3 separate regions of the Mus musculus genome follow, and regions 1 and 2 are each linked to region 3. The links are chromatin loops, found by intact Hi-C in ENCODE. Cell type or tissue: heart. All regions are shown on one strand.

The links. A loop is a pair of places that touch in the nucleus more often than their neighbours do. Peaks named below come from ENCODE experiments on the same cell type or tissue, not always from the same donor. Only the 100,000 strongest peaks of a DNase experiment are listed, where the experiment ranks them.
Region 1: it touches region 3 in a loop (6-fold over the local background); 15 of 42 quality-filtered maps call a loop at or near these places.
Region 2: it touches region 3 in a loop (6-fold over the local background); 9 of 42 quality-filtered maps call a loop at or near these places.

What each region holds. Positions count from the first base shown.
Region 1 is chr16:4,000,359-4,008,358 of GRCm38, forward strand. It overlaps Slx4 (SLX4 structure-specific endonuclease subunit homolog (S. cerevisiae)), which reads right to left and starts at 1,320. Exons shown (of 15, transcript NM_177472.5): 1 at 1,003-1,320. The coding sequence starts at 1,012. In heart, a CTCF peak has its summit at 3,823 (motif pointing left); a DNase peak (open chromatin) is centred at 3,473; H3K4me3 peaks cover 1,988 bases; H3K27ac peaks cover 1,275 bases.
Region 2 is chr16:4,286,391-4,294,390 of GRCm38, forward strand. It overlaps Adcy9 (adenylate cyclase 9), which reads right to left. Exons shown (of 11, transcript NM_009624.3): 11 at 1-2,699. The coding sequence ends at 1,508. Among named protein-coding and RNA genes, the nearest start is that of Gm36359, 6.1 kb to the left of the region's middle. In heart, a CTCF peak has its summit at 3,356 (motif pointing left); no DNase peak of the experiment used is centred here; H3K27me3 peaks cover 341 bases.
Region 3 is chr16:3,835,260-3,843,259 of GRCm38, forward strand. Olfr15 (olfactory receptor 15) reads left to right here and starts at 3,716. Exons shown (of 1, transcript NM_008762.2): 1 at 3,716-4,654. The coding sequence starts at 3,716. The coding sequence ends at 4,654. In heart, a CTCF peak has its summit at 4,448; no DNase peak of the experiment used is centred here; H3K27me3 peaks cover 1,191 bases.

The DNA.
Region 1 (8,000 bases), 170 kb after region 3:
TTAGGAAGAGTTGACCCTTTGTATCGAGGGGGGATCAGTTCTCGGTGCCCCTGAAAATTACTACCTATCTACATTTAACTTGTGCATACCTAGTGTACTTTAATTCACCTATATATTAATGTGATATCCAATATAAAGCAAAAGCTATATAAATAGTTGCTACAAGGTGTTGTTAGGGAATGAAAACGAGAAAAAAAGTCTGGACATATTAAGTACAAATTATTTCTTTTATCAAATGTTTACCTTCGGACAGAGTTGGAATCGCATAGATAAAGAGAGTCAATTGTTGTTGCAACATAAACATGTGAACTGTAACAACAACAAAATATTTGCTGTCTGGCCTTTTTGTTTTTGAGATAGGATCTCTCTCTGCATAGCCATGGCTATCCCACACTCAGTATGTAGACACTAAGCTGACACAAACTCCCAGAGATTCCCCTCCTTCTGCCTCCCAAGTGCTAGGACTAGATGTGTGCACCACCACACCCAGCTATCTGCTTTCATAGTAGATTTTCTGAGCCCTGGTTAACAACAGCATTGATCAGTTTGGTTCCTTTCTGGAACCAAATCTGGCAGTGAGTCCTGCCTGGTTACCTGTCTGAATGCTCTGTGCTCTCTCACACAACACTGGCTGATCTGGGGTAGGAGCAAGAACGTCTCCCTTCCCATTCGCAGGGAGAGCTGGGCCCCCTTCTTGAGACTTGGGTGCCCCTTGCTTTGTAGTCCTAGGGGTCTGGCTGCCTAATCGAGGTTTCTTCTCTGAAGGGCCTTGAAGAGCTTTGCTCCTGGCGGCAACTTGGCGGCCTTCTTTCCGTTTGCCTCGGTTCTGAGTGTGGCCAGAGGCCTTCTGCCTCGTCCTCTCTCCTGATGCTTCTTTGGTCCCATTTCTTTTCACCCTTTGGAAAAAGCTGGCACAGAGTTCTTTGAAATCGTCATCTGACTCCTCCATCACTTGACCTGTTTTAAGGTTTCCGGTTTGTCTTTAGGGGAGTGAGGACCGACCTGGAACCATGTCCACAGATGAGGAACTCGTGTGTGAGCCCACTCAGGCCTTCCCACGCCTCTGACCTCACTGCAGCTCAGCAACTCTTCTCTCTGATTTACTCGGAGACTTTGTACTGACCTCCTCTCCATGTGACTTTTATATCTTCCTTCAATTTGGACCCGTAGCTAAATAAGTTGTTTAAAAACTTCACAAGTGAGAGAGCATTTTGTTGTCCAACAGCTGCCTCTGAGATAGAACACATGTGAACTCTGTGATCAGGTGATTCTCCAAGATCTCCACAGTGATAAAGGGCGTAGGTTCATCTAATTTTATATCTGTGGAAAACCAAAAGCATCTAAGTATAATTAGACAGCTACTGCCATTTTATGTCATTTTTTCCCACGGTGTACAAGAGGATGTCAGGTATGAGGAAAGTCTCCAAATACAGTCTGGTTACAAGTACACTTGTTCCACAGGATGTCCCAGTGCAGAGCACATCACACACAAGACATATCACACACCACATAAGCACGCACACACGTGGTTTTTACTGAAATTGGAGAAAAATATGAAGAGCAGCTGCCACACAGATATATGCTCCCCAAATACAGGGAGCTTATCTCGAGTGGCCTCAGGACTCCAGCTGTCACCTGATCAGCTTATGGGACAGTCAGCAGATGCTGCAAAATGATTGAAATAAGGAGAAAAAGGATATATATATCCTTGTACATTCAGGAGACAGAAAGGCCACCTTTTTTCTATTCTGAGTCCATAAGAGCTCTCTAAGCTGCCTGCAGAGAAAGGCTGGCTCTTACAGGCATGAATGTTTATTAGGGCAAACAGTATATTCTAGTTCAAAATCAAAACTGAATAATCTGGGTCTGGGGAAACAGCTTGGTGAGTAAGGGTAAGTGTGCTTACTGAAAAGGACAGGAACCTGAGTTTAGATAGCCAGCACCCATGTTTAAAAAAAAAACAAAACCAGGTGTGGAGGCACTATTGTAGCCCCAGTGCTGAGGATGGGAGGGGAGATAGAGACAGGAGTATTGTTGAACCTTGAAGGTTGGCCAGACTACTTGAAAATTTGCAAGCTCCTGAGAGACCCTGTCTCAAGAAAGCCAACAGTGATAAAATAGTATACCCAACATTCTCATCTGGCTAACAGATGAGAATACACACACACACACACTCTCACACCTCCCTATATAACCCAATGACAGAAATCTATTCATTCCAAATACATAGTGCAATAATCTTATAGACGTCTCCCCTACTCCTTCACATGGGCTCTTTCCCCCACCTCACTCCATGTTGTCACACATGGTTGCCACAGTGACACCTGTCACAGCTTATAATCATTTGCAGGGCATAACATTCATTGAAAGCTTATATGCCCAATGCTATGCTAATTGCTTTTCAAATCTTTAGCCCATTTAATCCTTACAGCAATACTATATAATACAATCTACTGTCAGCTTTTCCTTATGGTGAGGAATCAGCCACAAGCAGTGTAAGGAACCGTTCTGAAGTAGCAGGGCAGTGTGGCTCCAGGGTATCAGAGCCTATGTTTCTACTCACTCAATTATCTGTTAGTGAAGTTCAGCATATCAGTTAGATAGACATTTATTTACCTTGTATTTTCTTTGGGCTATCTGGTACCCAACTTATAACAAATGCTAGGCAACGATCTGTTGAATTCATAAACTGCAAAGAGTTTGATACAGGGGGAAGACAGTGAAGAGAAATGGTAGCAAGGAGAGGCCTGCAGTGACAGAGAGGTCAATTCAGTTCTCAGGGACCTGGAACGTTAGGCAAAAACAAACTGAATTTGATTGTGCTAGATGTGCAAATCTCTACGACACATTAGCGTTGAGTCCCCACATCTCTCCTGACAATCAAGTCATAAGTCTGTCCTCTCTGGGAGGTGCTCCACCAATATCTGCTGAACGACATAACGGATTCCACCAGGCTGCCAGCTTCCAGGTAGGGGAATCCTGCCTCCTCAGCATCCTACCTGCCTACCAGCTCCTAGCAGGAATTAAGGGAATGAATGGATTCGGGCAGGGTGGACCCTCCCGCCTACCCTTACGGGTGACCCACGGAAAAGGACTGGGCCTGCCTTGGGAAACGTCCTGACGGCCCTAAAACCAGACAGAAGGTTCTGATCGCTGGGCTGTCCCTACCTCCCTCCCGGCAGGCGCTGCCCCCGTCTACCCGGTGCAGCTCCTGTCACTCCACCGCGGACCGGTCAAGATCGGGCGTCCGGGGAAGGCTGACAAGACAGACGGCTTCAGGCCTCGCAGAAGAGGGGAAACCGCGGGAAGTGACAACCCCCACCACTACTCCCCCGCACCGGGACACTCTAGGCCGATGCCGAGCTCCTCCTACCTCCCGCGCTTCAGCCGCACCTTCTTAACGGAGAACCGCGCGGGGCTGCGCTTGCGCCCTGAGGCTTGCGAGCAGAGAATGACGAGTGCGCAGGCGCATGATCTGCGCGTGCGCAAGACTATGTACGTGGTCCGAGTTGGGGAAGCGGGATGAGGGTCGGCTTCCGGTCTCTCAAAGCAACTACAACGTTTCCGGGCAGTGTGAGGTCACACGAGCTAGCAGTGTAGTCTTGCTGGCTGCGCGGTGATAGCGCTCGCTCCATGAATTCTGTTAAGTGCTGAGGAGCTTCGGGGTGAGGGTACTGATGGTCGCGTTTAATGAAGTGTGGTAACGGGGAGTGGCTCGGCGATTAAGAGCAGTGGCTGCTTGTCCAGAGGTCCTGAGTTCAGTTCCCAGTTCACAACCATCTCTAACTGAGTCCCGTGGGTATCTGATGCCCCCTTCTGGTGTGTAAATGTACATGTAGACATATGCATAAATAAATGAGAAACCGTGTGGTGGCATCCCCTCATGGTATGTGTGTGGAAAAAGCATCAGGCACAGGCTTAGTGCCTGGCTAGTGCAGCCCTAAGGGCGGGAGGCCCCAGTGGGCTCATATTATGGGTTTCAGCGTCACCCGGAGGTCCTAGGTAGTAGCTGACTTCTAATCTCATGTTAAAAGAGCAAGAGGCAACACTCTAATCTAGGAGTCAGGAAGAAAATGACTAGTAAAGAGAGTGAGGACCTTGTACGATGACACAGTTGGGATCTGAGCGTTTGATGAGTCACAGAACACTGGGAACATTTGAAGGAGTAGATCTGGAAAGAAGACCACACTTTTGTATTCTTAGAGATATAAAGTAAGATATTGCTGTGGTTTGGGTTTTTTTTTTTTTTTTAAGCCAAGGATAAATTATAGGATGCAGTATGTTGAGGCCTGCCCACTCTGAGGCATCCCTTCCCCCTGAGGTACGGGTATAGTATATAATATAACAGGTATAATATAGAATAGAGTTTATTTGGGGGCATGGGAGGGGGAATTGAAAAAGGGTAGGTGAGGAGAGGAACAAGGAATCGAGGAGAGAGGCCAGCCAGGAATACATGGAGAAAGAGGGGAGAGGGGGGATAAAGGGATCAGGGAGAGAAGAGAGTCAGAGAGAGAGAAGGGGCAGAGAGATCAAGGAGGGGTTTGGTTTGGTTTGGTTTGGTTTGGTTTTTGGAGACAGGGTTTCTCTGTATAGCCCTGGCTGTCCTGGAACTCATTCTGTAGACCAGGCTGGCCTCAAACTCAGAAATCCACCTGCCTTTCCCTCCCAAGTACTGGGATTAAAGGAGTGTGCCACCACTGCCTGGCCAAACAGTCCCTTTTATAGCAAGCTAGTCCTACCTGGTATTGCCAGGTAACTGTTGGGCAGAGCCTAGAAGGAATGCCAACAATTGTGAAATCCTTTTAAAATATGTTTCGGGGCTGGTGAGATGGCTCAGTGGGTAAGAGCACCCGACTGCTCTTCTGAAGGTCCAGAGTTCAAATCCCAGCAACCACATGGTGGCTCACAACCATCTGTAACAAGATCTGACTCCCTCTTCTGGAGTGTCTGAAGACAGCTACAGTGTACTTACATATAATAATAAGTAAATCTTTTAAAATATATATATATGTTTCAATAGATCCTTATCCACAAGACTCTACAACTATCATCAATATCAAATTCTAGAAAACTTTATAGTCTCAAATAGAAACTTCTTGTTCTCATTAGCAGTCAGCCCTAGTCCCTCCCCACACCCCAGCCCCTTGGTAATCTTCTAAGTTTGTGTGTTTATATAAACAGGATCATAAAATTGTTTGGCTTGCATAAGTGAATATTTCATTTTTCCTATGGCTGAGTAATCTGTTGTAGCATACACTACATGTAAGAATGGTATCTGCTCTGGGGTGAAAGGGATGAAGGTTCCTTGCACCCAGAACTCCACAGTGTCCAAAAGGTCTTCTGGCAGATGTATCAGGAACAAATGGGGCTGCGGTGGAGAGAGCGCTTACATCAGAGCATCCTTGTTCAGATATAAGGAAAGAAGGTGTGCTAAGTAAAACATTTAAAAGGCAGAGTGAAAACGTAAGGATGAGGATAAGAGGGAAGAAAGGAAAGACCAAAGGAAGGAGCCAGAGTGTGAGGATAAGGGCCATGTCCTTGTTACTGAATTTTTGTCTGGTTCCTAGGTCTTTAGGCACCATCTGGAATAGTTGTAGCTGTTTGCGAGCCCCAAGAGACCAACCTAATGTAATCACATTAGGGTCTCTTTATTATAAACTCGAGTTTAGGCCTACTCACCACCATCCCTGCTGCTGATGCAGCAGGACAATGGTTTAGTGACGCCCCAAACCTTTGTACTGCCAAAAAACATTCATGAGCCTCAATTGACCAAGGAGCCGATTTCGATGCTACTGCATTGGGGTCTCTTTATTCAAGCTCAAGCTTGGGCTCCTGCCAACCCTGACAAGGCAGGAAGGTGGATCCCTGAGCCTAGTTTTAGGCAAGCATTTATAGAGGCTAGCAGTATCTAGCCCCGTACACATCTGATGGGGGTGGGGTACATTTTGGCCTTTAACATAATTGGCTGTGCTGGGAGCCAAACCATAAACTTTTGTCTTCCTCCTGATTGGTTGTGGTTAGGAAGTGAAGTACCAGGGGCAGGCTTGTAACCTGGGGGTGTAAATTTATTGGGGAATAATCTGGAAACTGGATGCAGGTTTTGTTAGGAGGTAGCCTGGAAGCTGGTGCTAGGTACCGACCCACCTGTTGGTTCACTTGAGTTCAACCTTAGGTCAGGTTCTCTAAGATGGAGTCTGAACCCAAAAGATTTGGTCTCTCACCTTCATTGGGATAGGAAGTGAGAGTAAGTGGGGTGGTGAGTGTCTAGTCTGGCAAGCATCTAATAAAATAACTATTGTAAGCAGACAGGTGGGTGTTCTGAAACAAGACTATGAACAATCATAAATGGTCTGAAAGTAAACATCTGAAACAATCAGACTGACCTTTGATTGGCTGTTGTTAGGAAGTAGTTAAGGAGTAACTCTGGGGTATGGGTCAAGGACAAGTCATGGGGTCCTTTCTGATACTTGGGTGTAACTTGGGTTTAGCTGTAGACCAACTTTTTAGGCTTTTTTTTTTTTTTTTGATGGAGTCTGATCTCAAGATAGAGTAGGTTTGGTCGCTCAGAACCATCTGGATCTATTGGTATGGAAGCAACACTGTTCTTAGAGGAGGGCACAAATCTCATCTTTAGCAGGGGTCAGAGATAATCCTTTCAAGAATGGAATACTACAGCAGCCAAGAAATCAAGTTGGTCCCAAAAGATAACTGTCCTGATCTGAATTTCCAAGAGCTGGTGAAACAGAGGTTATTTGATAAAAAGTCTTGTAAAAGTAACTTTTGTTCTCCTGATGTAAATGTCCTCTTGCAGGCTTCCTGTCTCACTCTGCTGACCTAGACCTGGTCCTGGAAACTTCAACCTCTGTACAATCTTATCTAGGCCTAGAATGTTTTCAGTCTCTCAGATTTACTGCTGAATAAGCTCACCCGTTTTATTCTTTCTGAGATCTGGCTGGCTGGTACAACTCAGCTATTCTGGCTCAAACTCCTCTCCACACTGCCTAATTCAATCCAGCTTCTCTCTGCTTGGTCTCAAACTACTGTGGCAATCTGGCTCCCTCTCATTGTCTGTTATTTTGTCTCCATCTCTCTCTCTCTCTCTCTCTCTCTCTCTCTCTCTCTCTCTCTCTCTCTCTGCCTGCCACCTGTCTCTACACAGCTATCCCAATAAAACTGCCTCCTATCTCTGCACTGCCCCTCAAGTAGCTTTGTTTTCCCCTCCTCTTGAGAGTTGGCCACATCCTATTTTGTCAAATCTTTCTATGATTCATCACTTTGTCTGCCACTCAATTAGACATCCCTCTTTTTTTGGGGAGGGGAGGGAGAGTTCGAGACAGGGTTTCTCTGTCCTGGAACTCACTCTGTAGACGAGGCTGGCCTTGAACTCAGAAATCTGCCTGCTTCTGCCTCCCAAGTGCTGGGATAAAAGGCATGTGCCACTGCAAGGCAGTTCATGTGGGGGAAAGAGGGAGTGGCATGTGGGGGAAAATGGGAAAGACTCCGCATCCTGCCAGAGTTCTGGTGCTCTGGGCAGGCAGACAGGAGAGGACTGCTGCGTATACTTTCCACATGCCCCAAGATGCTGTGTTAAGCCACTGGCCCCAGCTCGGCGGGTGGTGGACAAGGGGCAGTCCTAGGCACCAGGTTCCTAGCCTCTGGCATCCCACGCTGGATACCGCAGCAGAGCTGAGAACAGAATGGGGGGTCCCCTGGGGTTGCACTGAGCCCCAGGGCCAAAGGGAGAAGAGGGCGCAGGATGGCTCCCTTGTGGGCTAGAGTCCTTGGTCAGGTCTGTGGCTGGAGCACAGGATGGCCTTCTGGCAGGAGGTTAGACGCGGCTCATTAGGAGAAAGCCTATCCCATCGTTCAAGCACGGCAAGCCTTGATCAGAGACAGTCTATGATTTTAGAGCTTTATTGTAGAAAGGCAGGGAGAAAGGAGAGAAGGTAGAAAGAGAGAGGCTAGCCATGGCCATGTGGAGAGAGGGGGGAAGGGAGAGA
Region 2 (8,000 bases), 450 kb after region 3:
TGAAAGAACACACCACACACAGGGCATGGCATGAAGACCTCCAATAGGCACAGAGATGGTCTTCAGTTGTCTCATGAGCTACACATCAGCATGACCTGGAAAAATGATGGTGGCGGGGCAGCTGTAGCTTGAGCTCCTTCCAGCATCAACTTGAGATTCATCATGGAAGAACACAATTTAATTACAAGCAAGGTTAGCAGCCAGGAACTCAAATTTCATCTGTGACAGGCTGTCTGCATTTCCTTTGGCAAAACAGATGGCTCTGTCCCTCGGTGCCCCGTAAGAAACCCCCTTCAAGAGTTTGAATTGACCAACAGAATTAAATCCCACCACAAGCCAGCCCGTGCAGTCCAACAGTGGGTGGAACGGACAAAAGGTTTGCAGAATCCCACCTGGCGCCGAGCCAGTTTTACTCTGGATCCCCACAAGAGGGAACAGCACCCTGGGTGGCACCATGGGCCACAGTGGATGAGACATGAAACATAGAGGGACATCTTGTCATTGGTCGGCTGTGTCCTTTGCAAACTGCCCTGCCCACTCCCTGACTGCTTCCCTCCACCAAAACTACCCAGTGCCCCCTCCCCATAATACACATGTTTTGATAAATAAATAAATAAATAAATAAATGCATCCTCAGATGGTTAAACATCTCCCTCAAATGGGTCAGCTTCTGAGACAAACATCTTCACTCTTGGCTGGAAGACCCTTCTGTGTGGGGTCGGGATGAAAACACGGCTTTGAGATTCCTGAGGCCTGGTTTGTAAGCTTTGTGTCTGGTGAGCATATGAAATCTTGGCCTGCGTGCAGATGAGCCCCTGAAACTGCCCAGTGTTGGAGGCGGAGAAGCCCATTTGTGGGCCACAGGAATGTGGGCCCAGGTACCCTAGAGATGCCAGGAGGGGGCTTGCTTCCAGCCCTGCTCCCTTCTATAGCCCCTCCCCCAGATGAGTTTACTGGCACTTTATGTCAGATTCATAAATGCAAGTATGTGTGCGTGGATGTGCTTAGAAAGGCCAAGTGACTGAAAAATACTATTACACATATAGAAAAAATAAACTGGAAAACACTGTATGAGAAAAAAAAAACTTGTGAGAAAAGGCAATAAAAATGGTATTTTAACCACAGCTTTTTTTTTTCCTTTTTTTTTTTTTTTTCTTAAAGAAGTCAAATAATCCCCAGGGCCATGATTCCACCAGTGGCCTCAGCCCCAGACGCAAGGCCAGACCCTGAAGGCACTTGAATCCCTCCACGCTGCTGACTGGATCCCCTGGCTGGGCTGGGGGCAGGCTTCCAGGAAAAGGCTTCCAGGAACGCAAGTAAAGGAAAACCGAAATGGGTGGAAATGAACCCTGAATAACTGTGCTCCACACAGAGATTCGGGCTGAAATGACCACGTGACACCACATCTGGGGACAGAAACTGAGGTGCTAGATAGCACAACAGCCTATCGACACAGATGTTACTGTGTTTGGACACGCAGAGCACCTTGGCAGCTCTCGGCGCTGCCTCACACACTCTTTGAGACATTGAGCTTGCTGAGTTCACTGGCCTCTTCTACTCCTATGTCTTCACAGCTGTCCTTTTCTATGGCTTTGCCAAATGGAAACCTTTCCTCTGCTTTGACTGGCTCTCTCCAGGACCTCTTAGAGGACAGGCGAGCTTCCTTAGCCTGTGTGCTATCATCAGATCCCAGGGAAGCCTTGTCCGAATACTGAACGGAAGGCACCAAGTTGGCAATCTCATCTGTGGGAGACCGCCCAATGCTGCCGTCCACCTGGACTCGGATGTCTGGGGAGATGGACAGCTGGTGCTGGGGAACCACTCCATTGTCCGTGCACTTTGGGTAAAGGTAGGTCTTCATCTGCCCTTTCCCCTTGACATTCACGGTCCCTCGGTAGTCAAAGTCATAACCCATCTTGCTCAGCACACGGTAGCTCTCTTCGCTCACCTGGATACGGCACTCCACACCAGTGGTGTCCATCCTGCTGGCGATGTTGACGGTGTCCCCCCAGATGTCATACAGCAGCTTGGTGGTACCTATGACACCTGCTGTGAGGGGTCCGTGGTTAAAGCCGACCCTGAGCTTGAAGTTGAACCATAACATATTGTTGTTGAAGTCATCCACCACGCGCATCATCTCCTTGGCGAACTCGAAGAGGATACGCAGATGCTCCTGTGGGTGGCCACCCTCCTGACACTGGGCCGTGTTCAGCCCTGAGGCTGCCATGTATGTGGCCCCGATGGTCTTGATCTTCTCGATGCTATTATAGTCCGGCTTGCTCAAGAGCTCATCGAAGTCACCGATCAGCTCGTTGAGGACACGGTAGCACTCCTTGCCCCCCTCATAGTTCTCCTCATAGAATTCACTGAAGTTGACAATGCTGGCAAAGATGACTCCCCCGCTGTCATGGTTCTTGGAGTAGGTCTGAGAGACCTTGAGCTGCTCAGCCACATGGTAGGGGATGATGTTCCGCAGTAGCCAGTCAGCCTGGTCTCTCATGCTCTGGATCTTGGTGCGGTGTAGGTCGGCCTCCACATCCCCATGGTAGTGCAGCCGGTAGCTGACCTCGAACTCCCGGTTCAGGAACCAGACCAAGAGGAGCAGGAGGAAGAAGGTGAGGATAAGCTCCTTGCCTATGAGGCTGGCCGGCCTCCTGCCGTCCTGCAGCACTGAGCTGTTGCATGGGTTCCTCTGGGCACTGCAGAGCAGAGAGATGAGACATGACACAGTGCCAAGCCTACACTGAGAATGTGCACTCTGCCCAGTGTGGCCTAGCAGTACCCTCAACCCATGCGGCCAGAAAGCAGCCTGGCTGTTTTGCAGGCTTCACGGGTGCTTTTGGTTTATTCATATTTAATTTGATTTCTTGTCTTATGCAGCCAAGGCTGGCCTTGAACTTGCTATGCAGCTGGAGGTGGGCCTGGAATTTATCCTCCTGCCTCCATACCCACATACTAGAATGACAAGCCTGGACCACTAGGCCCAGCTGTAACTGCTTTTTAGAAAAATGCATTAGATTTTTAAAACAAAAACAACGAACAACAAACCTTTCTTTCTCCTCAACTATTTCTTTTAGAAAATCTCAACTTTATGGAAACATTAAATTTCATAAAACTTGGATGTGCTTCATCTGGGTTTTACAATTTTTAAATTGCCTCTCTGCTTCCTCTCAACACATCTATGGAGACACATGTGACATACAAAGACATACTGACACATGCAAATACTTTTCCCTGGGCTGGAGAGATGGCTCAGCTGTTAAGAGCACTGACTACTTTTCAAGAGGTTTTGAATTCAATTCCCAGCAACCACATCTTGGCTTACAGCCATCTGTAATGAGATCTGGTGCCCTCTTCTGGCCTGTAGGCATATATGCAGGCAGACTATTGTATACATAATAAATAAATCTAAAAAAACAAAACAAAACAAACCCTCCACAACCCCCCCAAAAAAACCAAATACTTTTTCCTAAACATTTCAAAAGTAAGTTGCTGGGCTATCTTAGTGTCTCTCCTAAGATACAGACATGTCCCTTAGTGATCACAGAATCATTACTGAGTCCAAGAAACTGAATATTCTGATAGATTTTATTCTTAGGTTTCTAAACAACAGACATCATTTTGCAAAGACCTTTTTATACTTTATTTATTCTCTACTTATATGAAACTTCACAAAACACACTCCCCATTTCTAGGTAGTTCAGATTCACCAAAGTTATTTAAGACAATCTTAACATTTTCAAAAAGAAATATGAGATGTATACATTTAAGATATGATTATATATATATATACACACAAACATACATACATAATATATGCACATGGTAAGAAAGTCAGGCAGCATAAGGAACAGAATAGTCTTTCCTTCAGGGTAACAAATGCAGCTATTTTCTCATGGCTATAGAGTAATCTAATATATGGATGACCACACTCATGCTGAGTAGTTATGATGAGAAATGATGTTTCAAAGAACATTCCTACCCTCATCTTGGCATACAGTGGGATTATTGAATCATTTTAAATATAGGGCATTTAGAATTTAACTAGAAATTCCCAAGAAACCCTTGTAAGGGCTAGAGACTGAGCCCAGAGCCTTGAGCAAGGAGAAAAGCATTCTCTAAGCCTTCAAACTGTTGCAGGTCACACCTCCCATTCCCAGATAACTGAACTTACACCCAGCTGCGCTGTTCTCTGGTAAGCAGATGCCACTGATGGGCCCTGCAGCTGAAACCCGAGATTAGCATCGGCAGCTACCATGTTTTGTTTTGGTTTGGTTTGGTTTTGGTTTTTCTTCTTAAGGCAGGATCTTATGTAGCACAGGTTGGCCTGAATTTACTATATAGCTAAGGGTAACCTTGAATTTCTAATTCTCCTGCCTCCACTTTCCAAGTGCAGGATCATAAGCGTACATCACCATACTTGCTCAGTTTTTTCCTCTGTAAAAATACTGCATACTCAATCATAGAAAATTTAGGGGAGAAGTAGAATTAAAAATATGATTTCTCTCCTGTCCTGCTTCCCGGAGTCTGTTTATGTTAACATTTGAACTTCCTTCTTCCTTCCCTGTATCCCTTTCTTGCCGCCCCCTTCTATTTTTAACAGAGTTTTGACTGTTGAGTTCCTATAAGTTTTATATGTTAATGCATTTCTAAATTTCCCAAGGTAGGTTGTTAGATTTTATATGATAGAATTGTTCACTATGTAAAGATAAATGGATATAAAACTGATATGTCTTCAGGTGAGATCTAGGACACAGAAGCCTTAATTCCTTAGCTACAGTATTTAATTGAAGTCGTATTGTTACCTTTGACATAAGGGTATTTTAAAATAATGGATGTCACAAGGCCTTGTGGCACACATCTGTCATTCTAGAATTTGGAGGTAGAGACCTTAAGAGTTTAAGGTTGGCCAGCACTCGGGAGGCAGAGGCAGTTGGATTTCTGAGTTCAAGGCCAGCCTGGTCTACAAAGTGAGTTCCAGGACAGCCAGGGCTACACAGAGAAACCCTATCTCGAAAAACCAAAAAAAAAAAAAAAGGAGCTTAAGGTTGGGCTGGAGAGATGGCTCGGCAGATAAGAGCACTGACTGCTCTTCCAAAGGTCCTGAGTTCAAATCCCAGCAACCACATGGTGACTCACAACCACCGGTAATGAGATCTGACGCCCTCTTTTGGAGTATCTGAAGACAGATACAGTGTACTTACATATAATAAATAAATAAATTAATCTTTTTAAAAAATCTCTTTAGAAAAAGAGTTTAAGGTTACCCTTGAGTACACAGCAAGTTCAAGGCCAGCCTGGGCTACATAATATTTTATCTCAAAAAAAAAAAAAAAGGGAAGAAATGAACTTGAGGTCATTGAGACACTCCCTAAAACACCACCATAAAAGCCGAGAGATTGGGATGGTCCCTAAGCCACTCTAGCAGGGCAACTGGGGACTTTGGAGGCCTTGGTTTCCTCACTTGTAAAGCATGGAGACAGCTGGGACATGGCCAGGTTCCTTCTCTCTTCAGGTTTAGGGTAGCTGTGTCAGCTCTGGAGGGGAGGTTAGCATCCTCAGAGAGGCCTGGGTTGATACAGGAAGCTGGGATGGGGAGGGGTTCCACCATCCCTGGATGGCAGCAGTCCATGGTACGGCGGCTGCTTGCACAGGCAATGCAGGTTTTGCTGACCACCAGCTTTCCCTGATCTTCCTATGTGGCCTGCTATTAGAAGCTTGGAGCCACCTGTCTTCACTGAGGTCCTCTAGGGCCATTCTAGCTCACTGGGCCAAATGCTTCCCTTTGCTGATTCTGGTGTCCTCTCCCTGTAATATGCTGAAGCCTGGAATCCAGCAAGGCTGGACCTGAGACCTGACACAGGTTTTCTAGCCCAGTGGTTGGGAAACAGGACAGAGTTCTCTATCGTAGGACATTCCATGTTTATTTCACTTACAGCATTGAAACAAATGTAATACCTACCAATCACAAATGCTAAGCAAAGTGAACACTTTGTTTAACTGACTAAAACATGTTTCACTCCAGCCTGAGGTTCTCTGGCTCCCCCCAACCCCCACCCCCAGACAGGGTTTCTCTGTGTAGCCCTGGCTGTCCTGAAACTCACTCTGTAGATCAGGCTGGCCTCGAACTCAGAGATCTATCTGCCTCTGCCTGGCTTTTAAGCCGAGTTGTACAGAGGTTCTGGGCTGGGGAGAAACCAATTGTATCTCCTGTGAGCATGGCTTGCTGGGTCCCAATATTGTGACATTGAGGACCAGCCCTTTTTAGTAAGTTTCCTGAGGGACTAAACTTAGGTCAACAGGTTTGGTAGCAAGCATGTACTAAGCATTCTCATTGGCCTATACCTTAAAAAACCCAAACCCAAACCAAACCCCAACCGAAACAACTTTATTATTATGAGTGTGTGTGATTGGTGAATGCAGACACCCAGAAATGTGTCCGTGGAGTCAGTTCTCATTGTGCCGGAAGAAGCAAGCCACTTGGCCCTGTATTTTGTTTTATTAAGACGGGATCTTGTGTTGCTCAAGCTGTCTTGGAATTAACTGACTATGTAGCTGAGGATGAACTTGAACCTTTGAACCCCTTGCCCTCACTGCCCAAGTGTGGGATTATGGGATATGCCACCACACCCAGCAACTCTAAGACAGGTGGACAAGAGCATCCAATCCAGTTGTACATTTAAACAGCAAAGGCCAGTTTCCAAGAAGAGGACTGTTGGCCAGCTTGTACCCTGGTGAGTGACCCCAGGGCCTCGTGTCATGTAAGGACTCCACTACCGAGCGAGTGAGCAATCGAGCGGTTCCCAGTTCTTTCAGTTTTCCTTTTCACTCTGAGATGGCATCTCCAAGAAAGTGTTCAAGGCCAGCCTTGACCAAGCTCACCCTGCACTGGACTCACGCAGGCCCTGGATGTACGATTCTACTCTCATAGCCAAGATTACAGGCCCATACCTTCACACTCAGTCCAAAAGAGGAGTCTGAGATGGGTAAATGTAAGAGTAACTGAATCCTGGGGCATCCAACTGTGGATGGAAGCTAAAGTAAAACACATTAAGATCTATTATCATGCAAAAGAGGTACTTGAAATAGCAGACAGACAAAGAGAAAGCCAGGGCCACCTTTCAGCCCTAACCAGCAAGGTTTGGTACCTATAACCGTTGGGATCTATCAGGGCTGTATATACAGTGCCATACTCTATAGCCTAGGCTGACCTCAAACTCACTGCAATCCCCTTGCCTCAGGCTGCAGAGTACAGGCTTACAGGCTTGATGGCCATGGCTGGCATCGGGTCCTGCTTAAGCTCAGCTAAAAGATCAGTGGGGACACCTGCAGCTTGTGCAGTGCCTGACTGTGATTCCCAGGAACAGGGGGATGTGGGAATCTGTAATCAATTTTGTGTGCTTCACCTGTGTGGGCTTTATGTTCTATGAATGTTTTTCTGTCCCTTCCAATATGTCAGTCAGTTTTTTTAAGTGGATCTATTTACTATTGATAAGACTGGAAAATTATCTGTCTTAAGAGGCATGGAAATGAATTTTTTTTAGCTTTTATGGTTTAATTTGTATTTTTGTGGCATGTGTGTGCATACAGAAGCATGTGTGGCTGCAGATCTGCATGTACACAGCACACATAATTGTTATCTCTTACCCTTCAATTTATTTTAAATTTACTTTTTAAAGTAAGGGTTATTTAGTTTAAAATTTCAAAATATTTATTTTTTTAATTCAAATATTTATTATCTCAAATTTCTAGCCAGATAGTAGTGTCTTATATAATTAAACTACTTATTGATCATTACCGTCTGTCTGTGTGTGATGGGTGTAAGGATGAATGCTGAGGGGCATTGTGATGGTCAGAGGGCAACTGTTGACTGGGTCCTTTCCAACTTCTCTTACATGGGCGCTGGGGATCAAATTCAGGTTGCTAGACTCTTACAGCAAGCATCTTTAACAGCTAAGACATTTTGGCTACTCCAGGTCAAAATATTTTAGATAATAAAA
Region 3 (8,000 bases):
CTCATTACCTCTAGGCTGAAACTGCTCAGTTAGGAGCAGAGGAGAGCCTGGAGGAGATCGGACACTCCCGAGCAGCCACAGGCCTGTGGTCTTCCACAAACTGAGCAGCTCATCAATGGCAGAGAATGGGCCGTCTGCTCATCTTCTGTGGAGAGCTGAACACACTTTAATAGAAGAGAATAGGAAGGGATGCATCAAAGGGGACTTCCAAACAGTCAGAATAACTGAGCCCCTCACTTCGCCAATGTTACATGCAAAGATGACCTGGGAGCTGCTCCAACAGCCTGTCACTCCTGATGCAGTAGGACTCTTCTGCTCACCACAAAGGCAGTTTTTAAAAATTTCATCCTTGAGGCTGGAGAAATAGCTCAGTTAGTGCTTACCCCACAAGTACAGGGACCTGTGCTCAAGCCCCAGTGAATAGAGCCAAATGTGCTGATGATAACCAGGAGTCAAGACAGGCAGATCCCTAGTGCCAGAGTTCAGCTCCAGCAGGGTACAGGTCCCAAAGAGGAGGTGCGGAGTTAGAGAGGAAAGGAAACTGACAGAATCTGAGAGTGAATCAATAACTCATGTGTTTATTGAAAAAAATGCTCTGTGATTGCATAGTAGCTTAATCATAGGTAATGTTGAAATCAGGCTTAGTGATTTCAAGAGATGTATAATTTCTTCATAGATTGTTAACCCATTTTAGCCCTATTTTTCAACATTCAGAATGAAAGAGGTAATCAACTTTACTACACTGTTTTGTTTTGTTTTTTCTGAAGCAAAAGCAGTAAGTTCAATAGGCATCTAACTCCTTATTATTTTCTAAGGTTCAGTAACCCCACCAGGTGCCCGTTTACATTTCTTCCTGCATGTTCTCAGCCTTTGTGGTCAAGAGTGCCAGACATTAAGTTCTGAGAAAAAAAAAATCCTATAAAAGCAATTTTCATTCCTCAAGGGGCACAATGCAGGTTTGCACCGTGCAGCACAATAAGCCTTGAGCTGTTTCCTAGTTGTGTTCCCATGTGCCTTAGTCTTACAATATGGGCCTGTTCTCCTCATATACTCCCCAAAGGAAGGTCCTTATATCTTACTCTTTTCCCATGTGCCTTAGTCTTACAATATGGGTCTGTTCTCCTCATACACTTCCCCAAGGGGAGGTCTGGACATATTACTCTTTTTCCAGTATGCCGTACCATCCTAATTCCTTCAATGTATGTTCCTGTGTATGGCAGAGGGGATCAAACCAGTCTAACTTAATAGAATCTGCTCCTCATGGGGCACACCAGATCTTGCCATTCATCCTGTAAGTCTTGTACCCAGGGAGTTAATTGTGGTTGTGGGCACTGTTCTATACTTATTAACTGACTTCTTCTTCTTCTTCTTCTTCTTCTTCTTCTTCTTCTTCTTCTTCTTCTTCTTCTTCTTTTGACAGGGTTTCTCTGTGTAGCCCTGGCTGTCCTGGACTATGTAGACCAGGCTGGCCTTGAACTCAAAAATCCACCTGCCTCTCCCTCCCAAGTGCTGGGATTAAAGGCGTGCACCACCACACCCGGCTTAACTGAACTCTTGCCATCAACTGCCAAGTCCTCAGACTCTGGGTCTGGGTCCATTGTTTTCTCTTTGTTGTGTGCTTCATCCTTGGGGCTAGTTGTATCCAAGAGTAAGCCGCAGGTCTCAGAAAATATGGTAGTGTGACTGAGAAGAAATGACACCCAAAAGTTGTCCTCTAGCCTCCAGATACGTGCACACATGCACCTGCACATACACTCATATACATAAAATCCTCTTGAAGTTCTGTGTGGATTCTAGCATCAGGATTACCAATATTTTGCTATATGTGGATTAAAAAGGACAGTTTCAATCTTTAGTCAAGTGGCCCTTGACAGTTGCAATAAAAGCCCCTAAGCTCACCTACACACTTCCCTGGTTAGGCCAGTAGCTGAAGTTCCCATGGAACAGACAGGCCACAGTTCAGAGAAACGACAGAATTCTCTCCCAACTGTTGGTTTCTAGGTGACCCATGAATTATTTACTGTTTAGATCCTTTTAATTAGTAGGCAAAAGAAGAGAAAAGATCTTGGTTTTCTTATATTTAGAAATAGCAGTCTTGTGGGTAAAGTGCTTGTCACACAAGTCTGAGGACCTGAGTTCAATCCACGGCACCTACATAAAAAGGCAGCTGTGGTGGTATGAAGAAGTTAGATGTGACAGTACACCTTGTCATCCCAAGACTGGACAGGGAAAACATGTGGGGCTAACCAAGAAACCCTAGGTTACCATAAGAGACCCTGATTAAAAAAGCAAAGAGTACCACTTCTGAGGAATAACACTTAAGGCTGACTTCTGTGCACACACACACTGCCCAAGGAGATGTTAATTGGCTGTTATTGACAAGAGTGTGTTTGCTGCTTTGAGAATGTTAAGAATGATTCCTTGGTTTAGCAGTAAACACAGTAGACTTCAAATTATCAGGTATATTTTAATTTCCCTTACTATGGACACATGTAGATTGATTTAACTTCCTTACAGAAAATCCACTTATATATTTCACACATTTGACTTAAGCTTTTTTGGCATGTGTTTATTTGTTCTATATTCACCTTCTTCACTGACAAATTCATGCTTTTTGTGTATGGTGAATATTCAGTATTCTCGTTAGTTTTTTAAATTATTTTGGGTGTGTATGTTTTACCTGCGTGTATATATGTGTGCTGCATGTATGCAGTGCCCATGGAGGGCAGAAGAAAGCATCAGATCTATCAGAGTTTGAGTTGCAGACAGTTGTGAGCCTCCAGGTGGCTGCTGGGAACTGGACCTTGGTCCTCTGGAAGAGCAACCAATGCTCTCAATGGCTGAACATCTCTCCAGCTCCTACCATCTCTCTTTTTTTTTTTTTTTTTTTTGAGATCCGATAGACACATGATGATCTTTCCAGACCAGGAGTTTTAATTTGAGAAGAGAGGACTATAAAAGACAGAGAAAAGGAATTTCTTTAAAGATTATTTATTTTAAAGATTATTTATTTTGATGGTCATGGTGCCACATGGCTTTAATCTCAATACTCAGAAAACAGAGCAGGTGGGATCTCTGTTAAGGCTAGCTTGGTCTACACAGCAACTTCCAGTCTGCCTAGGGCTGTATAATGACAGACTGTCCAAAAAAAAAAAAAAAAGACTTTATTTTAAATCATGTAGGCATGAATTTTGGGTGGTATGTTCACATATGTGCAGTTGCCAGAAGTGCATGTCAGATTCCCTGGAACTGGACTTATAGGCTATTGTGAGATAAGGGCGCTGAAATCCAAAGTTGGAATCTCTGCAAGAGCATTCTGTGCTCTTAAATGTTGAGCCATCCTTTCAAGCCTGAGAAAGAAATCTATCAGTAACTTCCGGGGAGATTTTCCAAATTCACTGTGTGTTTCCCTCTTAGAGCAAAAGAAAACTTGGCTGAGGAAATTGGTGTTTTGAGAAGGTATCTGATCTAACCTGCCCCTCTGACCTGTTGCCCTAGCTGTTGTCTGTCCTCACAAGGCACTCCCTTCATCTCTGTGCTAGGTCCCTTTTGACATCCCAGCTCAACTGACAACCAGGGCTTGCATGAAAGCTCGTGGCCAGGAAGGGTGGACTGGGCTTTAGCTGCGGAGCCTGAGGTGCACTTTGGATGCAGGTTTAGCAGTAGCTGCCTCTTCCCTTGCCTGAGCAAACTTCAGTGACTGAGGCAGCCGGTGATGGAGGTGGACAGCAACAGCTCCTCTGGGAGCTTCATTCTGATGGGTGTCTCTGACCATCCCCATCTGGAGATCATCTTTTTTGCTGTCATCCTGGCCTCTTACTTGTTGACGCTGGTTGGGAACTTGACCATCATCCTGCTTTCGCGCCTTGATGCTCGGCTCCACACACCCATGTACTTCTTCCTCAGCAACCTCTCCTCTCTAGACCTTGCCTTTACTACCAGTTCAGTCCCTCAGATGCTGAAAAATTTATGGGGGCCAGACAAGACAATCAGCTATGGTGGGTGTGTAACTCAACTCTATGTTTTCCTTTGGCTGGGGGCTACTGAGTGCATACTGCTCGTGGTGATGGCATTTGATCGGTATGTGGCAGTTTGTCGGCCCCTGCACTACATGACCGTCATGAATCCTCGCCTCTGCTGGGGGCTGGCTGCTATTAGCTGGTTGGGTGGCTTAGGCAACTCCGTGATTCAGTCAACATTCACTCTCCAGCTCCCATTTTGCGGACACCGAAAAGTGGACAACTTCCTGTGTGAGGTACCCGCCATGATTAAATTGGCCTGTGGAGACACAAGTCTCAATGAGGCGGTGCTCAATGGTGTTTGTACCTTCTTCACTGTGGTCCCAGTAAGCGTCATCCTGGTCTCTTACTGCTTCATTGCTCAGGCAGTGATGAAGATCCGCTCTGTGGAGGGACGTCGAAAGGCTTTCAATACGTGTGTCTCCCACTTGGTGGTAGTGTTTCTCTTCTATGGCTCTGCGATCTATGGGTATCTGCTTCCAGCTAAGAGCAGTAATCAAAGCCAAGGAAAATTCATTTCTCTCTTCTACTCTGTGGTCACACCCATGGTGAATCCGCTCATCTATACTCTAAGAAACAAAGAAGTGAAGGGGGCCCTGGGAAGATTGCTGGGGAAAGGAAGAGGAGCCAGCTGAGGACAGCACAATCGTCTTCATTTCTTATTGCCTCTCCACCTTGCATTCTGTTTTCTTATGAGAAGTTCTGTCTTCAGTAAAGCCAATGCATATTCCTGACAATTCTACACATTTGGAAGATGGTTAGTGTTACTTGAGACATTCTTTGTTTATTTTCCAGAAATACGACTGTGGACCACAGGTAACAGGGCAGATATGTATCGTTGTAGGTCCAGAGACTATTGACCTACAACAGATCCATTTCAGTGTCCCTGACTCTGAGGTCCACATTATGTGTTATAGCATAATTCTGATGAATTTTTTTTACTTCCTAAGGAAAGAAACGTGAAGTTTCTTGTATAATTTTCTGTAATTCCATGAATTGACACCACACGTTATCAACTTCAGATGAAAATAGAATTCATCTTGGTATCTTAGCCATCCACCATCGTGTTCCGGTTCTCTGTCTCTTCTTAGTACTACATACAGGCTAACTATTCATGCTTCCCATCTCCTTCTCACCTGATTATCCTTTTCTGTATGTCTGCATCCAAATTTACCTTCTATCCAATGTGATAATTAATAAGAAAAGATAGGCAAGACCATTTGCCTTTCAATACTAGCCTAAAATGTCTCCATCTGGCTTTGTTTAAATCATTGCAGCTGACAGCCAGAGCCATCGGGTTTGCTATGAGTCAGTGGACTATGGGATATGCTATGGTTCCTTAAGCAAGTTTAGGAGGGTAGTCTGTCCATTAAGCATGTCCTCTGTTTCAAGTTTTAATCTTCCAGCACTACTGTCCCAGAAATCCAGCAACTGGTTTAGAACAAAACTTATCTCAAGAAACTTGTGTGTTGGAACAATAACACCTATATTGTATGTAGTACAAGCAATTTAAGCTTATCCCTGACTAGCTCACAAATAAATGGGACTCAGACTTTGGTTATTTTTAATCTATTTTTCTAACTGCTGGCCTGGCTACCTCCCCAGCAATGTACCCCAGATACTTGCTCTTTCTCCTGGCCATGTACTCATGGTCTATCGCCCCTCGTGGTGGCTTCCTCTTCTCTCGCGTACTTCCTCCTCTGTCCTTACCTTAGTATATACTTCAAATTTACTTATAAGCTCTTGTAAATTTTCTTCTGAGACTCCTCTCCAATTTTTATTATTTTCCTTTTCTTGTATCTTCAAGTATTTCTTTTATTTTCTTAAATGACTTTGCTCATTGCTAGAATGGCAAAACAAAACAAAACAAAAAAACCGCTCATCCGCCACCACAGTTTACACACCCTATGCCTAGACAGAAGCTATATTAATATGGGACAATTGTTTAGCAGCTACATTATTAGAAAAGAGAAAATTAATAGGTTTTAGAAGTAGTTTCAAAGGATCTGCCGCTTTGCTTCCATTTCTGTTATTGTATTTGCCTGCCTATTACAAAGTATATGCTGGATAAGTGCTAGTGAATGAAATTATATTAAGTGTTATGGATCACCTTCTTATGGTAAGAACTAAATGCTCCATGCAGACCATTTTCACATTTGCTGGTTTGGGTTATCTCGTCCCTTGAATAGAATGGAACGAGCACAGATACATTTTCCCTTCCAAATTTTCATAATTCCCCTTTAAAAATCTAACAACACTATCCTAGCCTGAATTTGTTTCTCCAGTTCAGATCAAAGCCACAACTTAGTTTTCCAATCGTGTCCATAGCAATAGTTTCCAGGATGAGCCATCATCCTGGATCTCATCAAAGTGTATCATCTTGAAGGCACAAAATACCAGTCAGCACACTCGATCAGGTCAGGTCAGATCAGGTCAGCTTCTCAAAGACAAGCTATGGCACCCAAGTTCCTACAGTTATCTGGGAGCAGAGTGTGGCTGACTTGTGGGAGTCGTAATTACAAGGAGACAGGGCAGTCATGTCCTCTGTTCAATTCATTTGAGTTTTGAAATAACTACAAGAAATGCAGGGAGAAATAGAATTATTCTTTAAACACTTTGGAGTTCGGCAGAACTTCCTTCTGGAAAGTAAAGAACACCGTAAAACTGACTAGGAGTTAGGGGAGTGGAAAACCACAGAGGAAGGGGAGAAAAACTTCACCAGTTATAAGGGGAAGTAAGGGCATCATGGGTCTCTGCTGCAAGGAATCCCTAATGATTTTGTACTTTTTGCTGTTTTGAGACTCACACTGTAGGTCAAGATGGCCTTCAGCTCATGGCTATCCTCCTGCCTGAGATTCAAAGTGCAGGAATTAGAAGTTCTCCCTTTAAAACGAAGGGATGAATATGATCACGTCTTAATGGCCACAGTATGAAATTATCAACAATGGAGGCTGGAGAGCTAAAAAGCTGTTCTTCCAGAGGTCCCGGGTTTGATTCCCAGCACCCACGTGGTGGGTCACAACTGTCTTTAACTCCAGTCCCAGGGAATGCAGTGCCTTCTTCTGTCCTCCAAAGGCACCAGGCATGCAGACAAAACACCCAAATACATAAAAAGTAGTTAATTAAATTAAAAAAGAAATTCTCAAGAAAAAATATTATAAAAAATAAAATATGCCTTTAATCCCAGCACTCGGGAGGCAGAAGCAGAAGGATTTCTGAGTTCGAAGCCAGCCTGGTCTACAAAGTAAGTTCCAGGACAGCCAGGGCTACACAGAGAAACCCTGTCTTGAAAAACCAAAAATAAAATAAAATAAAATAAAATAAAATGGCTGAAGCTGGGGTTACAACTCAGTGATATGACAGATGCTTGCTTGGGATGCATGAGGCTCTCCATTCAATCTCTACTATTGCAATAAATAAGAAAATTAAATAAATAAATAAATAAATAAATAAATAAATAAATAAATCTGTAGGTGTCTTGAGGGCTAGAGTGTTTGATTGACAACCATCAGATCTCTCTAACACAGCCTCAGTGGCTTCCTGCCAGGAATAGACCCCAGCAACTGCCAGGTAGGGGTGAGTTGCGAGGGGGCTGTAAACATTATTCCAGCAGCCCCTGAAGATCTTGCATCAGCTGCAACCCCAGCACCACTATCTTCCCCTTTAAAAATCTAACAACAGAAAGTGGTGCAGCCTGCATTAGGAGACTTTTAGATGACCCCACCCAGGAACCCCTACTTGGAAGGAGCGCCTTACAGAAGCATAGCCTCTCTGGAGCAGCCCTGAGGAAAGCAGAGTCTCCCCTCCCCCCACCCCAGGACAAAGTTGCAGTTGTCTGTGGTGGTGACAGCTGGGTGCTCTCTGAGCTGTAATGAAGTGTTCTCTGGGCATCTGAACCGCAGCTGAAGTTTCCATGGACTATCCAAGAGGGATTGGAGGTTTCCAAGCACCTGTGAGGGGTTGTTGTCAAGACAACCACGG